2 separate regions of the Mus musculus genome follow, and region 2 is linked to region 1. A link is a contact called in ENCODE Hi-C or POLR2A ChIA-PET data. All regions are on one chromosome and are shown on one strand. The core of a region is the stretch at or near the end of the contact, and the rest is flanking DNA. Distances in the headings are between cores, read along the strand shown. Region 1 holds the start of Erp44 (endoplasmic reticulum protein 44). Region 2 holds the start of Nr4a3 (nuclear receptor subfamily 4, group A, member 3).

Evidence for each region. A loop is a pair of places that touch in the nucleus more often than their neighbours do. ChIA-PET counts read pairs that join two places held with the same protein, here RNA polymerase II (POLR2A).
Region 2: a map of left cerebral cortex shows a loop between it and region 1 (7-fold over the local background). The contact joins the promoter of Nr4a3 here to the promoter of Erp44 in region 1. A Hi-C loop is called at or near these places in 5 of 37 maps with a recorded cell type or tissue (T-helper 17 cell, T-helper 2 cell, heart and 1 more). POLR2A ChIA-PET finds 5 or more read pairs at or near these places in 3 of 5 experiments (Patski and embryonic stem cell).

What each region holds. Positions count from the first base shown.
Region 1 is chr4:48,278,329-48,281,742 of GRCm38, reverse strand. It overlaps Erp44 (endoplasmic reticulum protein 44), which reads left to right and starts at 2,154. Exons shown (of 12, transcript NM_029572.3): 1 at 2,154-2,359. The coding sequence starts at 2,303. It overlaps Invs (inversin), which reads right to left and starts at 1,983. Exons shown (of 17, transcript NM_010569.4): 1 at 1,768-1,983.
Region 2 is chr4:48,043,263-48,046,617 of GRCm38, reverse strand. It overlaps Nr4a3 (nuclear receptor subfamily 4, group A, member 3), which reads right to left and starts at 1,313. Exons shown (of 8, transcript NM_015743.3): 1 at 902-1,313.

The sequences.
Region 1 (3,414 bases), core at 905-3,404:
TGTCTGAGCATGTCTGACATGGTAGAACGAAGAGTGTCATGTAGGATTGTAGCAAAATCACTTGAGAGACTACAAAACAATGAGTGAAGTGAAAGTAGACTACATTTGAGTTCCTGGCTCAGTTGTGTTAATGATCACAGAGTGTCTTTAGATCTTAGTAAATATGAAAAATTAAAACGGTTAACTGTTTATTTAACAAGTAGAGTGCCAACTATTCTAGGTACTGTTCTGAATTCTAAAACATCATTGTGGATCCAACGTGAACAGAGTTTTAGGCCTGCTAGACCACAAAAAAACCTTACTTGCTACTTTGAAAAATGTTAAAATAGTTATTTCTATTTCTTTAATAATTATATTGCTTAACCACAATTCTAGCAGTCAGCACAGTAATAGGTATTCAGCTGGTGCTAAGTGAAAGCTATGAAATGTCATGGGTGAGTCTCAAGTCCAAAGGGTAAATCAGACCAAAGTTTAGCTTCAGGGAATAATGAGTTCTGTTCTTTTCTTCCTTCCTTTCTTTTCTTTCTTTTCTCTCCCTTTATTTTTTGAAAGATAGGGTCTTGAAATTCAAAGACTAGGTTGCCTGGGAATTTATTATGTAGCCCACACTGGCCTTAAACTCCTGATCCTTCCATCTCAACCTCTCAAGTGCTGGGAGGACAAGCATATACCACCATAACCAATCCTACTGTTTATCAATTTCTTATTTTAATGAAACTTGGGTTTGGTCAGAGAACATGATGAATGTTACATTGATAAGGCCACTGCCTTAGGAAATAGTGGGTTTAAGTATTGGCTCCACTACACTTTAATTTTGTCTCCCTGGGAAAGCCATTCCTCTAGGTGCTGTTGCTAGTTCTTCATCATTTTCTTCTTCTTCTTCTTCTTCTTCTTCTTCTTCTTCTTCTTCTTCTTCTTCTTCTTTCTCCTCCTCCTCCTCTTCCTCCTCCTCCTTCTTCTCCTTTAGCAGAGATGCTCATTTCCTTGTTGTCCCCACCCCAATAAATAATTTTTTATAGAAAGAAATCAAAGCCACTTTGTTAGTGCTTTAAAATGTATCATCATCATTAAATAATTATAAAATAAGCCTGTGCAATAAACACTCTAATTACTGCTATGCAAACGTAGTGGTGCTGAGCTCACACACAGAAAAAAGAAATTCTGCTTAGGAAGAAAGATTTGGTGACTGTGACAGATGTCAGGGGAATCAAATGTCAGAAGTGGTGACACTTGAGATGGCAAGCCAGAAAGAAAAAGGGTAAGGCCACTTCAGGCAGCAGGAAGGCTGAAGCAAAGAACTGGAGTAGGGAGAATCACAAATGAAGAATGCCTCCTAAGTAGTGATGATGTGGCTAACTTTCCAGGCACGTGGATCTAGCTGGATGTTCACAGAAGATTCTGGAAAGCTACCATACACCAAGTTAAAATCCTTTATTACTTGGTTACTTCGTAATTGTACTGTAAGAAGTGGTCACGGCCACTTGGGCACTGCGCTTTACAGTTTACAGCATGCTTTCCCATCCCTGTTCTCTTCGTTTCACGGACCCTCTGAAACAACCCTGGGTAAGTGATTGACCGAAGCCCCAGTGGTGATTCTCCTTATATAACGGAGGAAGTAGCACAGAAAGAAGAGGCAGCAGCTTGGAGGCCAGGGATGGAGGCTCAGGCCACACCTCAGATCAGGCGGGCCAAGAAAACGCAGCAGCAGCCCGGGGCGGTGCTCTCCATCCTACCCGAGCCGCCGATGCTGGACCGCTTCCTACTCACCCCTGACTCCAAGAATGGCGTCCCGGGGCCGCCCCAGGAGGCACAACCCTCACGGGGCCGCCCCTACCGCCAAGCCAGGCCACTGCGCCCACAGGAACAGACCCCAGGACACTAGAGCCCGGGAGCTCTGAAGAAGTAGCCTGGGGCTCCAGGCTGCACAGCCCTCTGGGAATTGTAGTTCCCGTCCCGGAGGCACAGAGGTACGCGGTCCCTTCCAATCCCGAAGAGCCCCGCGCACAGATGGCTTGGCCGTCGTGGGCACAGGGCTTACTGGGAAAGAGAGTCCCAGCTCTCCGATGACATGGTCAATGAAACTACAGTATGGACTACATTTCCCGACGTGCTTCGAGATGGGCAGGACCCGGAAGTGAGGGCGTGAGAGGCCTCTCTGGAAGTTGTCCCGGGTGTTCGCCGCTGGAGCTCCGGGTCGAGAGGACGAGGTGCCGCTGCCGCCGGCCCCGGAGCCCAGCCCTTTTCTAGCCCGGTCCAGTCCCAGCCGCCACCTCCTGACCCCGCCGTCGACCCCGTCGTTACCATGAATCCTGCGGTCTTCCTGTCTTTAGCAGACCTCAGATGCTCCTTGCTGCTCCTGGTGAGTGTATGTCGGGGTGACAAACCCTCCGACTGTGTCCCTGAACGCCTCCCGCCCTCCGCGAGGGGGAACGGTGCAGCCCCCTGCTTGCCTCGACTCTCCTCCGCTGGCGAGGCGTGCACCCCCGGGCACTACCTTCACTTTGGCCGTTCTTTTGGCTCCTTAAGCCTGCGGTCCACAAGGCCTGCGAAAGCACAGTCAGGGCTTGGAACCTGCAAATAGGAGAATTCGCCTTGGGGGGAGTGAGTGATCCGTGGGAGGGAGGTCACCGCTGAGGCCCCTGGAGTTCGTTTCAGTTTTGTGGACGTTGAGGACCTGCTTGGGGCACCAGAATCCTAAGGGACCTAGGGTACACCTAATGTTTTCTCCCACATGGAGGGGCGTTAGAAGCCGACAGGTGTTGGGGTCGTGTGAATCTCTCTCTGGATCCTTGAAACCGGCTGGCAAAGCCCTCTGTTGTGGCTTAATGTGATTGGTTGGAAACCCGGAACTGGAGTCTGGTTTGGTGTCGACTGGGAGAATAGGAATTTGAAAAGGTGGAGGATGTGATTATCTGACAGGCTCTGCTAGAGCCTCCTGCTAGCCTTGTTGCAACCTCTGCACCCTAGAAGCATACATAAATCTTGGTCAGTGCTCTGAACTGGAGAATAACCAGCTCTCCTGCATACCTAGGTGCTTGGTACTTCCCTGCCTGCCCAACACCATCCCATCTTAGAAAAGAATCTTCCCCCAGTTCTTCTTCTGAAGTCTATCTTGAGTATGCAACTTACTTGGCCTCTTCTTAAGGTCAAATTGAGACAAAAACTGAAGGTCTAACTCCATATGTGAACATGAGAGGAATTTAATTGGACCGTAATGACAGCATTTGAGAATACTTGAATTGTGGTAGATTCTTAGAAAGCTAAGATTAGCATCATTGAATATAAATTACTTTCTTCACAGCTTAAGAATAATAATTAACTTGCAAGAAGCTGTGTAGTTGGTTACAGGCGAAACTGAGTCTAGAAATAGATTTCTTAATTTGTAGTGTGTATTCCCCCGTATCACATAAAAAG
Region 2 (3,355 bases), core at 64-2,563, 230 kb after region 1:
GTGCCTTTGAAAGCCAGTCTCCGCCGGCTGCGCTCCGCTGCTCGGCTCCCCTTTTCACCATCGAGAACTTTCCTTTCTACTAAGAAGAAAACACTCGGAGCAACTTCTCCGAAAGCTCATTGAAAAGTAACACAAGCCTTTCCCACACCAGCCAAGGCCTGGAGAAGAGGGACCTGGTCCCCACGCGTGTCGGGGCGCGAGAGTCGGCAATTACACCCGATTACCTCCATGGGGAAAAGTGTAAACCAGCAAGTCGGCGACGCCAGGCAGACGTGCCTAGTGGAGCCCGGGGCTCATTTCAATACAATAAGCCGCATTCCTACAATTACACCCTCTTTGCTGAGCTCCTCCAGAGCCTCTGCAAACTCCGGCCGCTGCTGCCCAGGCACTGGCCCTCCTAAGCTTTCTCCCAGACAACCAGCTCCGTTTCACCATTAGACACATTAACTCGGACCCACCAGAGTCCCTATTTCCAATTCCACTTAAAAGGCAGGAAAATTACTGCCGTTCATCACCGGGGCTCCAACTCTGCCTCAGCGGCAGCCGCTGCCGCCGCCGCCGCCGCCGCCGAGAGCATCATTACCATGACAACTAGAGCCGAAATACCCTGAATTACGACGCTGGAGCAGCTACAGCACAAATCCAGGTCCTCCTCTTTGTTAGAGGCTTTTAGCCTCTTTGGGTGGGGAGAGGAATCTCACAAGCTTCAGAGTCCCTGAGGGCCAGCTACAAGGGAAAAGTTTCAGCTTGGAACCCACCGGTAGCTGGGCGAGAAAACCTGAAAGGGGAGGCGGCGGGAGGGGGCCACCCCATATTAAAAGTTGTCAATTTCAGGAGCGACACTTCCCAGCGCGCCAACTTTTAAGCAAGTCCCCACATTAACTGGGCATATCGTACGTACTTGGGTGCTGTGGCGGTTCCGTCTTTAGAGCGAGTTTCTAGAGAGCGACCCCGAAATCTGGATTGGGGGAGAGTCACAGCTGCTGTCCCGGAAGGGCTGCGGTGCACAAACCCAGCGGCTCCCAGAGGCGGTGAGCGGCTGGCGGGGGATGCTGCGATCCCAACTCATGGGAGAGCGCCGCCGAGAGGTTCCGCAGGCATCCAGTCTCCGGCTGCGACCAGGGGGTAGGATGTCGCCACGTTTCCCACCTCCACGGACACTGCGGGCTCTGTCAGCGTTGCAAAGTGAGCCCTGGAGGGGCGTCCGGCTGCGGCGCGGCGCGGCGCGACACTGGCGAGGGAGCCGGGTGAGAGGGGTGTGAGCGCGCGGGAGAGAGTGGAGTGTGTGTGCGGAGCGTGTGAGCGCGCGTGTGTCTGTCTGTGTGTGCAAGTGAAGGAGCGGGTGTGAGCGTGTCTGTGTATGGGGAGCGGAGGAGGAGCAGGCGCTGGAGGGGTGGGGGGCGGGAGGCAGGAGACTCGGCTCTCCCGGCTGCGCGTTCGCTCGCTCTCTCGGCACGTCATTTATGCCACAGGAGCCCTAGCAGCCTCTCCATAGAGTGCCTGGAATGCGAGACGTCAATGTGACGACATGGGACGCTACGTCACCCTCCTCCTCCCTCCCCTGGCCCAGCCGGTTCCGCGTGTGCGAGGGTGTGTGTGTGTGTGTGTGTGTGTGTGTGTGTGTGTGTGCGCGCGCGCGTGCGCGCGTCCTCCGGCCATTCTCACGGCCGCACAATGGAAACCACGGGGAGCTGCGGACCCCAGCCCTGAGGCTTCTCAGATTCGCGCGGCCAACCCCTCTGCACGGGAGCCGCTTGCCAGGGCGCCGGTCTACCAGAGGGTGCCGCAGCCCGCCCGCGGGTCAGGCGGGACCGCCCAGCTGTCAGGCTCCGGGTGGAGCAGAGTTGGAGGAGTGCTGCTGGCTCGCCTCCGAGGCTGCCCCGAGGCATCTAGCCAGGTCCAGGGGGTAAGAGAGAGGACAGCTCTTCCGAAAGGGAAGGCTACGCCAGCCAGCTTCTCCGAGTGACCTGGCAGTCGCAGCTGAAGGAGTCTGGCACCAGGCCGAAGACTCCCAGAGGTGCAGCTGTGCTTCCCTCATGCAATGGTTCTAAGGCTGTTTACGTCCCTCTGGCCCTCTGCGCCTAGGCTAATTTGCCTCTTCCTCCTGTCATGCTGTTAGTGTTTCACCCTAGGATGCAGACAGTTCCAGGGACAAGATTTTATTTCTTTTTACTTATGGTGTGAGGTTCTTGACTGGACGCTTTATAATCCAAAGAAGTGCACATCCAGCCACGCGCGCGCTGCACGAGAAACTATATATAAAACAAACACACCACACGTGTTGAACAGCTGAGTGAGTCTGACTGTTCCTCTACTCCCCAGCACCGGGTCAGACATGGAACTCAACTCGCATTTGAGGGTTGTAGATGCCTCCCCTTCCACCTCTCAAATGAAATATTCAAAATCAGTCAACAGGATTCATTAGGTTGTCTCTAGGGGATCTTAACTATGGTCTCCTGGGGCGGGGGGCGGGGGGGGGGAGGTACATTTGTCTTCCAAGTATGTAGAAAGTCTGGGCGACTGTATAAGGGACAGCGATTTTTTCCTGGAAAAAAATTTAGGGTGTCACTTTCTTGCTGAGAACAAAACAAAACAAATAACAAAAACAAAACAAAACAAAACAAAACATGTTTGAGTTAAGAACTCTTAGTTCCAAAGGTTGCTGCTAACTGAAAGTAACCTCTTTCAGAAAAAAAAATTTTTTTTTACGAAGACGTTAGAATGAAACAACACAGACAGACGCGGTCTCCAGTGGTCTGCTAGAATCTCAAGTGGCATTTTCTTTTGATCTGCCCCAACAATTGAGCGTGTGGGTGGCAAAGTTGGGGGAATAGGATCCCCTAGTCATAGCACATGCTTCAGAATCTAAGAAGGTTCGAACTAGGACCAGAAACTCGAAAAACAAAACAACACATGCATAGTGTGTCTCTCTGTCTACGCCTCCACTTTCACTTTAGCCGGCTGGTGTGCTTAAGACCGTGAGCGGACGCTCCGAAAGTTGTCCCAGTCCAGAGGAACCGAGCCCCCTGGCTGCGGGTGCGTTCCCATCCTAGCCCAGAAGGAAGGAGGGCGCTCCTACATTGAATCCATTCAAAGGCTGGGGGTTGGGGGAGCAGGACCTGGAGCCGCGCGGCGCTGACGCACGCGAGGCGCGTGATTGACGCAGGCGATGTTTCTAAATTGGGCGGTTGGCCGGGCCCAGGCGGCGGCGCGCGCGGCAGATAGCGGAGTAGATTCCCCTCGGTCACCCCCTCCCGTCTCCATTCAGCGCGGCGCGGCGTGGGGCGGGGCGGGGTGGGACGCGCGCGTCCGCGCCGGGATCCGGCGAACCAAATATAGACGGGTCCCAGCTATT